Linked DNA regions of Homo sapiens: region 1 is linked to region 2. A link is a loop called in an ENCODE intact Hi-C map of the cell type or tissue named here. Cell type or tissue: heart left ventricle. All regions are shown on one strand. Each heading gives the region's core, and the rest is flanking DNA. Links, peaks and the distances in the headings are about the cores only.

Region 1 (5,388 bases), core at 251-5,250, 270 kb after region 2:
ATTTTGTCTTGTTGAGTCAAATAGGCAAGAATTGTTTTACTCCCATTTGTCTTTTCCACCTCACTATGTAGGAAGCCTTTTGGATCTCTACTTTTAGTATTTAATTAATAGATATGAGGATAATCTCTCTAGGGGTTCCAGTAGTTCCATCTCAAATATTTTCTTCCCTAGAGAGATTATCCTCATACTTATTGTATGGTGACTAGTTGGAAAGGCATTTGGCCATATTACCACCAATAGCAGAGTTCTCTAGCATAAATTCTGTAAACCAACCTGATCGGAAAAATGTTTTCTCTTTGCTTTGAGGAAGTTGCACCTTTTCTGCTTTTTAAAGTCAGTTGTGAACTTTGGAGGTAAGGTTTATCTTATCCTATATGCTTGCCTGTGTCCTGAGGAGCATAACCTCTTATCTGAACTCTCCAGGATAGCTATTGATTTCATACACCCACATACTCTCCCTTTCCCCTTTTGCCCACTTTTTCTCTTTTCTTCTTCAATTGCCCTTTCCTTTTTAAACTTTTTTTCTTACACCTAATTGTCAGTTTAAGGATCTCTATTTGGCCTTGCAGTTAACAGTCCAGCATTTCTTTTCCAAGTGTGACCCCACTTTCTGCCCCCTGATTAAAAAAAAAAAAAAAAAAAAAGTATAGTCAAAGACCATGGTAATCAACAAGACAATTTGTTTGTGCTTCTGAGGAAATTTCACAATTTTCTGAACTCTACAGCTATTACATATTCTGTGTCTTCTCTCTGTTGAGGTCTGGATTTAATGCTTTCTTTGTATTGCTGATCCTTAAGCATGATTAGAGAAAGAATTGAGTCTAACAGAGTTACTTAGCGAAACATAGGAGCATTCCTATCCTTGGTTAAGTCTGAGCACAAAGGCATTCTCCTAATTCTGCATATAATAAAATAGAGGCAGCTGTAGTCCATTCTCTTGGGGAATATAAAGGCTTCCTTTAGCAGAATGGGTTTATGAGTCAGGGAGCCTCACTGAGAGTGTTCAGTAAGGGTATGTTGAATAAATTTTCCAAATCAAAATTACTTTCATCTGAATAGTGCCAGGCCACACTGGTTTGCATGTTTTCTTTTGTTCATTTTCCAGACTTTTTGAAAAGGCCTTTAGAGAGTTATGTGAAAAAACTAAAAGTACCAGTTCATGTAATTCGAATGGAACAACGTTCTGGATTGATCAGAGCTAGATTAAAAGGAGCTGCTGTGTCTAAAGGCCAAGTGATCACCTTCCTGGATGCCCATTGTGAGTGTACAGTGGGATGGCTGGAGCCTCTCTTGGCCAGGATCAAACATGACAGGTAATTTTCTGGTGTCTGTAAGTTTGCTTTTAGTACATTTGTCCTAAACTATATGGTGAGTTGCCAAATTCTATATTTTTTAAATAAATATAAAAGTAATTTCCTCCCAAGTTTGCTTTAAAATATCCGTGAAGAGGACTCTAAAGGAAATATCCAGAAGACCACATTCTGAAGCCTGGCAGGAATGTTTGCAAACTGTTGTACTAATGAGGAGTGATTAGGAAGCATGTCATTGGAATGTATACTATATGCTGTGTTCACCAAGCTGGAGCAGAACAGATAGATGGTGAACTCAGGGAAGACAGCATAAAACCCTTCACTTGTCCTTGCACTCTAAAGCTAATGCTGGAGCAGGCAGATCCTCTCAGCTTGTAGTGCAGCAAGAAGTAGAAGAGAATGGAGAGAAGCACATTGTGTCCTGAAATGCTTAATTTTGTATGGAAAGCACCATAATCTTAGATAATACAGGAAGAACAGTGGTGTAATGAACACCTGTGGTTATAGTTTTTCATGTTACACATTTTTCAAAGAACTCCCTATTTCTGGCTTAGTTCTTGTGCATCAGGAGAGAACCTGACTTCAGTCTGCTAGACCTATGTTGGTTGAATTTCTGCTTGTCATTGTAATTTGAGGTAGAGACTGTCCATGTTTAGATTTTAGTGGAGTGAACTTTTACTAGTCAAGTGGAACACGGTGGGAGCTAAAGCCACAGCATCTATTCTGTTTGATAGCAAATGCTGGATCTATATTTTTTCCCTTTCAAAGATGAATAAATAGGAAAACTCAGCATTGGGCCAATCAATGGGAAAGTAGAGCAGCTTTAGAAAAGAGAACATTGCCCTGAAGAATCAAAAGAATAGGATATCTGTAAATTATTTTCTTTAAATAATAGATGACGTTTTAGGGAATATTTGCTCGCCTGAAGATAACACACAACCCATAGAGAGAAAGCAAGGTGAGGTGATGACAGAAGTATGGAAGGGAGTCAGCTGAAATAGCAACCACAGTGACTTCCAGTTTGGGCTGCATGGTGGATTCGATATTCTGAATAACTTTTCCAACTGAAAAAGCTGGATAAAAGACAAAACAAATTTTAAATGCATCATTGAGTTGGCACAAAAGGAAGAAATTTGCAAATCTCGAAAAGAAGTGAGAGCAAATGTGCAGTCCAAACACTAAAGCCAGCTTTCGCTGGTAGGGTTTCTGCTGAACTTTGGGGTCACTAAGCTTCTGCCTTGAGAGACAAATAAGATGGAAGGATAGGAGACAAAAACCTAGGTCCTGCCTCAGGTGAGAAGGTTAATAGCAAACACCTGTATAAAGCTGGGCTCTTGAAATCTGTATCTTAGTATAAAGCAAGAATGAAAAATTAATCCCACCACATCAGAGAAAACTTGCCTGTCTCAACCTTGGTATGCAGTGGCAGAGGGGAAACAAATCTCCCCTAAGAATTTGTAAACAATATAGAAAAAGAGGAAACGAACCAAACTCTTTTTATGAGGCTGGTATAACTGTGATATGAAAACCAGAAAAGTACTACAAGGAAAATTACAGTGCAAATCTGTTCATGAATGCTAGTACAAAAATCTCACAATACCAGCAAACTAAACCAGCAATATACACACACACACGTGCACGTATGCGTGTAAAAAACATATCATGATATCATGACTGCTTGGTTTAGCGTAATATTACAAAAACTAATTCGTTTAATACATCCCATTAATGTATTTTTAAAACTGTGATTACAAACTTATTAAACACCTCTGATCACTCCCATAGATAATGAAAAAGGGTTCACTGAAATTTAACATGAATTTATTGTTAGAAAATACTTAGCAAACTATTATACAGTGGAAGTTTACTAATCCAAGAAAGGATGGCTTAAAAAAAAAAAAAAAGCCTTTGCAAGCAGAAATCATGTTAATGGAGAAATGTTGGAAGCATTTTTTAAAAAGATGTGGAAGAAGATGTTAATGCCCTCAATCACCAGTTAGTATTATTAGAAGTCTTTCTTAGGTTTTGCAGTACTACAGTAAATAAAGAACATTTATTTATTGGAAAAAGGAAAAGCATTGTTGTCAATTGTGTATGTGTTTGTGAAGAAAACGAATCTATACATAAAATAATAGAAACAATAAGAATTTAGCAATGTTGCCAAACACGAGATTACTATAGAAAAGTTCAGGCTAGAGCAGTGGCTCACGCCTGTAATCCCAGCTCTTTGGGAGACCGAGGTGGGCAGATCACTTGAACCCAGGAGTTCGAGACCAGTCTGGCCAACATGGCGAAACCCCAGCTCTACTAAAAATACAAAAAATTAGGCAGTCGTGGTGGTGCATGCCTATAGTCCCAACTACTTGGGAGGCTGAGTCGGGAGGATCGCTTGAACTCAGGAAGTCAAGGCTGCAATGAGCCAAGAGTGCACCATTGCCCTCTAGCCTGGGCAACAGGAGTGAGACTCCATCTCCAAACAAAAGAATGAAAAGTTTATTTCACACCAACAAGGAATACTTAGAAAATATAATGCAAAAAGAAAAGATACCATTCGTAATAGCAATGGCAGTCATAGACTACACATAGGAATATGTTTATCAAAAGATTTACTGAAATTCACGAAAAAATCTTGAGAGAGAAATGGATAGGAAAGTCAATATCATAAGAGTATCAATTCTACCCAAATTCATATATAAATTCAGTGCATTTCCAATTGAAATCTCCACAGAATTTTCTTTGAGAGACTGTACAGGCCGATTCTAGCATTGATACGGAACTGTAAAAAGAAAAAAAATAGTTGGGATGCTTCTGAAGAAGAATCAGATCTAAGGGGGCTTGCCTTACTAGGCGTCAAGACTTATTTTAAAGCTGTGTTAATTATGGCAGTGGTATATTGATGCAGGAATTCACAAATAGACTAGTGAAACAGGGTAGGGTCTAGAAACCAGCTCATTTTTGTATGTAATCTTGATTTATGACAGAGCAGTCACTCATAGTTACAGCAGAAGAAAAAGGGACCATTACATAAATAGTGGTGGAACAACTGGTTATCCATAGAAGAAATAAATGAAGTTGGATACTTACTGTATATCATAGTTAAAATCAGTCCCTTGAAGATTAAAGTCTTAAATATAAAAAACAAAAAAAAAATTTTTTTAATTAGTTGAGTGTGGTGTTATGTGATCCCAGCCGTGGTCCCAGCTACTCAGGAAGCTGAGGTGGGAAGATCACTTGAGGAGGTCGAGGCTGCAGTGGCCCCTGATTGCACTACTGCATTCCAGCCTGGGTGGTGACAGAGTAGTGATACCCTGTTTCAAGGGAAAAAATAAAAAATAAAAACACTTACTATACAATTGTTCTGTAGTTGGCATTAAACAGGAATGTTTTGAAAGATTTCTTAACTTGCTTTTATGACATCAGGAGAACAGTGGTGTGTCCCATCATCGATGTGATCAGTGATGATACTTTTGAGTACATGGCAGGCTCTGATATGACCTATGGTGGGTTCAACTGGAAGCTCAATTTTCGCTGGTATCCTGTTCCCCAAAGAGAAATGGACAGAAGGAAAGGTGATCGGACTCTTCCTGTCAGGTAATTAATTTGTCAGACATTTTGCCTAAAGTGTTATTGGCAGAAGGTTGTGGAGCTTTGGGAATCATATCAAATGGATAAGTGTATTTTGAGAAACGTGAAGCATTCGTATACCTTATGGTAGTTAACAGCCATCTTTCACATATGTGAGTGTTTTAAAGAAGGATTTCTCCTCTAATAAAATTAGAAATTTTTGCTTATTCTATAAATCTAGTGCACATGAGAAATGATGACATGCGTGTTTTTTCATTCCTTTATGAACATTTTGCAAATGCGTCAGATCTGTACTTTAATTCAGTTATTAAGGATAATAATACTTAGCTTAATTAATTGTGTCAGTATGTGAAGATACTACCTAAAACTGGGTCCTTGCATTAAAATGTACAATTTTAAATTCAGACTTGTACCATCTGGATGACAGTTATTGACTGGTAAAGTTAGAAAAGCTTGTGTAAAACATAAAAATAGCTAGAATTGACACAAAATA
Region 2 (5,388 bases), core at 256-5,255:
GAGAAGCAAAAAACAAAGGTGGGGTCTGCTGCAGCAGATGCAGCTGGTGCAAGCAGGAGGAGGCCTGAAGGTGATTGCAGGGGCCAAGGAGAGATGCTGTGAAAGGCTGGGGATAGGAAGTAAAAGCCAGATTGCAGCTGGGCCAGGTGTGAGAACAAGGAGGAAGCAAGTTTTTTTTTTTCAAGAAATCTGGACAAGAAAGGGCAGGAAGAGATGGGGCAATAACTGCAGAGGGAGTGTTCTTATGATGAATGAGGCTTGAGCATGACAGGAAGCCTGCTTTTTCTTTAAATGCTCCTTGGTTGTAGTGTGTTAAAGCCAAGGTAATAATCTAGTCAGACTGCATGGAGGGACTTGCTCAGGTTTCTCCCTCTGACACGATGGTAGCAGGCACCTAAGCACATGCATACCACAGTGCTAGTGGTTCTTTGACAAACCTCTGCCCCAAGAGAGTCTAGGCTGGGCAGCAGAGAGTGCCTGTATTATTTAGAAGCACTACAGGCTGATGACAGAGAGAGAGGAGAGAGAGAGAGAGAGAGAGAGAGAGAGAGAGAGAGAGAGAAGAAAATAACTCAACTTAGAAATATCTTTATGTAAATGAAGATTGTTTTTAGAAATCTACCAACACCTAAAAGTTAATTATGCTGGATTTAAAAACAAATATCAAAAACTCCCTGAGCTCTAACAGGCTTGCATAGAGCCCAAGGGTTCTATGGACAACTGGAGTGGGGGGCAGTGGATGTGATGATCTCAGTTTAGGAGAGAGTCCAGCTACAGAGTGCATCTGATCTGATGACTAGGGACATCTTCAGCAGTTCATAAACACGTGCTGTTCTCACCAGCTGCTGGGGAAAAGAGGCTCTGGAAGCTGCCATTTGTTGGTTACAGGCAAAGGAGGTTAACTTGAAAGAAATGGGCATATTTTATATAATACAAGCTACCAGGGAGGATTTCAGAATGGTCTTTGTCTTGGTTAAAACGTGATCAAACACCACCATACCTTAAAAAACAGCTACAATGAAAATTGAATTAATTAATTAAAATTAAATTAGAACAGAAAATTTAACTACTTAAACTAAAGCACATAAATTATGTTTTTAAAGGTCAGATTTCTGCTCCTATTCAAGGTAAACTAACTGATACGTATTTAACCTCCCACCTGAAACAACAACAAAAAAGGGAAAAACACACAAAATATATGAAATAATTGTTTGAAGACACTGGACATCAGGCAACAAAAGACAGTGATCCTTGAGAAAAGGAAAACAAATGATTGCCCCAGCTTATTGGTTTGAGATTTTTAGGCAACAGTACAGGGAAGGAGACCCAAGCAAAGCAAGACCGAACTACATGTTGCCTATAAGAAACCCATTTTAAATATAAAGATAGAAACAAAGAATGCAAATTGGTAATTGCCAAGGGCTATAAGGAGGAGGAAATGAATAGTGACTGCTTAATGGATTTTCTTTTAGGGGGATGAAAATATTTTGGAACTAAATAGAGCTAGTGGTTGTACAACATTGTAAATGTATTAAATGTCACTGAATTGTGCACTTTAAAATAATTACTTTTAAGTTATGTGGATTTCACTTAAAAAAAAAAAAAAGAAAGAAAACTAGGCCAGGTACAGTGATTCACACCTGTAATCCCAGCATTTTGTGAGGCCGAGGCAGATGGATCACTTGAGGTCAGGAGTTCAAGACCAGCCTGGCCAACATGGTGAAACCCAGTCTCTATGAAAAAAAAAATACAAAAATTAACTGGCCATGGTGGTGGGTACCTGTAATCCCAGCTACTCAGGAGGCTGAGGCAGAAGGATTGAACCTGGGAGGCTGCAGTGAGCCAAGATCGTGCCACTGCAGCCTGGGTGAGAGAATGAGGCTCCATCTCAAAAAAACAAAACAAGACAAAACATTAAAACCCAACAAATTAAAAAAAAGAAAGAAAGAAAACTAACGAGACATGCAAGCGTACAAAACCATATAAATAACCAGCTACCTACAGGAGAGCTAGAAAATAAAGTTAAAAGACTCAGTCTTTAAAATAATTATGCTTGTTGTGTTCATTGAGAGATGAAAGATTGAGGATTTTGACAGAGACATATAAAGTATATAAAAAAGAAAATTCTAGAACTGTAAATACAACTATCAAAATTAGTAACTCAGTGGATGGAGTTAGGTGGAGAATAGATAGCTGAAGAGAGAATTCATGAACTTTCAATGGATCAGAAGACAATATCCAGAGTACAATATTGGGAGATGAAAGATAGAAAAAGCAGAAGCTGGGGTAAGAGACAAAGAAGTTAGACAAAGAAGTCCCAGAAGGAGAAGAGTAGGGAAGTGCAATAGAAGCAGTATTTGAAGAGTTAATAATTGAGAATTTAAAAAAGTTGATTAAAGGTATTAAGCCATAAATTAAGCTGACTTCAAAGCAGAAACAGTGGAATCTGGACACAATGGAATGATGCCTTAAATGCTAAAAAAAAAAAAAAAACAACAAAAAAAAAACTATTAGCCAATGAATACTTTAGGCAACAAGTGCTCCACAGTTCATAAGTGGGAACATTCACTTAGGACAGGAGAGATGTGAAAGGGTCACGGGAGATGGGTAAGGTTTGAGAAGGTCACTAAAGAGGCATTAGCAAGTGATGTTTTACAGCCAAGTGGTCAGGAAATCTCAGGGTCTGAACACTGATTCAGTCTGTTTGGGTAAAACTGAGCTCCTATTACTAGGGGTAGAATGGAAATTGAGGCTAGAAAGGGTCAGTAAGAGCAAGATGGTGAATGATCTCATTTTACAGGTGATAGGAAGTATTGGAGGTGTATCTGTGGCATCTCTACCTTGTTTCTTGGGAGGACACCACTAGTAAAACCTTTCTGACATTTTCCTGGTGTAGGTATAAATCACACTGTCTCTTGCCACTTTACTATGAGTGAAATGAAATTTAGATAAGTGCCAGGTTCAGCCTGCTCTGTACTTTCACTCCCTTGTGAGAACATATTATTGAATTGCCATTTTTAAAGAATCCAGTTGCAATGAATCTTATTTCCTCTTTCATTTGTTCCTCTGGAGCCAGAGTGAGACAGTAGATTAGGAAGGGAAGAGAAAATATAGAAGTTCCCTTTCAAAGTTGCTTTCACATGGCTGACCTTTCGATTTATTTTCTCTCTAAGTACCACACTTATTTTAGTCATAACCTTTCCCTTTTTGTCTCCGTAAGGGCAGACGCTCCTTATAAACCCACATGGTCTTCATCAGCCCACATGAATTCCGTCTTGCTTAACTGTGTTTTTCTCATCTCTGAGTGTCACTCCTATTTGGCTCCCTCCTCCAGAGTCCTACTCTGACACCTCTGGTGCACATCCTTGCATAATTCATAAATCTTAAAAAAAAATCTGTGGTGCTCTTTATCATGTGTTTTAAATCACATTAATGGCAGTGTGCTTTTAGAATCCTGTAATTTGACCTACTGAACCGAAAGTCTAACTTTCCAATCTTTTATCTTTTATTTGCATTTCTTGGGGTTTTTGGTTTTGGTATTATTCACTTCCTTTAAGATTTCTCAACTTTAACTTTTGCTGATTTAAAATTTATGCCATAAATTTGATATAGTACTCCACTTCTAATTGTTGTATGCAATGCGCAGCTTTCCAGACAGGGTATACATAAAGGGGTTTCAGTGCACAGATGTATGTACACATTTAATTGCACTAGTGTCAGGTTGCTGTCCAGAATGGCTGCATCAGTGTTCACTTCCACCATCGAAGCATGAAGTTTTTTATTTATTTTGTTTGTTTGTTTGCTTTTGAGATACAGTCTCCCTCTGTCACCCAGGCTGGACTGCAGTGGCATAATCACAGCTCACTGTAGCCTTGACTGCCTAGGCGCAAGTGATTTTCCATTTGCCTGCTCCTGTGCCAATATCCACTGTTTTAATATTGTGTCTACAGTATGTCTTCACAATTAATTAGTAAGACAATTTGTCCTTCTTTGTTTTTATTATCAAATTGACTTATCAGGCTGGGCACAGTGGCTCATGCCTGTAATCCCAACACTTTGGGAGGCCGTGGTGGGAGGGTTCGCTTAAGCCCAGGAGTTTGAGACCAGCCTGGGCAACATAGTGAGACCTCATTTCTACAAAAGACAAAAGTAAAAATTTAGCCTGGCATGGTGGCGTGTGCCTGTGGTTCCAGCTACTCAGGAGGCTGAGGTGGGAGTATCACTTCAGCCTGGGAGTTCGAGGCTGCAGTGAGCCATGATCATGCCACTGCATGCCAGCCTGGAGGATAGAGTGAGACCATGTCTCAAAAAAAAATTGACTAATCTATTTGAGAATCTTTAGTATTCTACTACATTTTAGAATAAGTTTGCCAAATCTTTAAAAAAAATCTTGTTGCAACTTTAGTAAGGATTACATTTAATTTACAGATTAGTTTGGAAGAAACAACTTTGTAAAGTGTTCTCATTACATCCTTGTACATTTATGTAAATATTCTTTTATTTCATAATTAAAAGCTTTATAGAAATAAAATTGTCATACAAACCGTGCATATGTTTAAAACACACAAATTGGTAAGTTTTGACATACGGATTAACCCATGAAACCATCACAAATATCAAGATAGTGAACAAATCCATAATCCCCTCAGACTTCCTTGTGTCCTTTTGTAATTCCTTTCTCCCATCTCTCTCCACATCCCTGTCTTTGTGTAACCTGTGATGCCCTCTCATCACTATAGATTAGTTTGCATTTTCTAAAGTTTTTAGTTAATGGAATCATACAGGAGGTACTTTTTTGTCTGGCTTCTTTCATTTGGCATGATAATTTTGAGATTCATCCATCTTGTAGCACGAATCAACAATTCCTTCCTGTTTATTGCTGAGTAGTATTCCACTGTATGGATATACCACAATTTATTTACCCATTCACTGGTCAGTGGACAGTTGAGTTGTTTTCAGTTGTTGGCTATTACAAATAAAGCTTCTATGAACATTTGCATAAAATTGTTTGCAGGAACATATGCTTTCTTTTCTTTTGGGTAAGTACATGGGAAAGAAATGATTGGGTTAGAGGGTAGGTATATGTTTAACTTCTTAAGAAGTTGCCAGACTGTTTTTCAAAGTGTTGGTATAATTTTACATTCCCACAAGCAGTGTAAGAGTTCTAGTTCCTTCAAATCCTTACCAGCAGGTTGTATGATTAGTCTTTTTAATTTTAGCCATTCTAGCAGGAGTGCAGAGGTATCTTATTGTGGTTTTAATTTTCATTTTCCTAATTACAAAGATGTTGGGCATATTTTGCTTATTTGCCATTCATGTATCCTCTTCAGTGAAATGAGTGTTTAAGCCTTTTGCCTACTTTTAAAATTGGTTTGTCTGTTTTTCTTT

What was found. Hi-C counts contacts between places; a loop is a spot of excess contacts. Peaks named below come from ENCODE experiments on the same cell type or tissue, not always from the same donor. Only the 100,000 strongest peaks of a DNase experiment are listed, where the experiment ranks them.
Region 1: a loop joins it to region 2, with 2.2 times the contacts of the local background. A loop is called at or near these places in 8 of 110 quality-filtered maps.

The regions. Positions count from the first base shown.
Region 1 is chr18:35,682,286-35,687,673 of GRCh38, forward strand. It overlaps GALNT1 (polypeptide N-acetylgalactosaminyltransferase 1), which reads left to right. Exons shown (of 12, transcript NM_020474.4): 5 at 1,106-1,313; 6 at 4,731-4,901. LOC124904285 (a long non-coding RNA gene) reads right to left here and starts at 4,646. Exons shown (of 2, transcript XR_007066342.1): 1 at 4,395-4,646; 2 at 3,782-4,086. In heart left ventricle, for the core only: no CTCF peak of the experiment used is centred there; no DNase peak of the experiment used is centred there.
Region 2 is chr18:35,412,524-35,417,911 of GRCh38, forward strand. No RefSeq gene overlaps it. Among named protein-coding and RNA genes, the nearest start is that of ZNF396, 38 kb to the left of the region's middle. In heart left ventricle, for the core only: no CTCF peak of the experiment used is centred there; no DNase peak of the experiment used is centred there.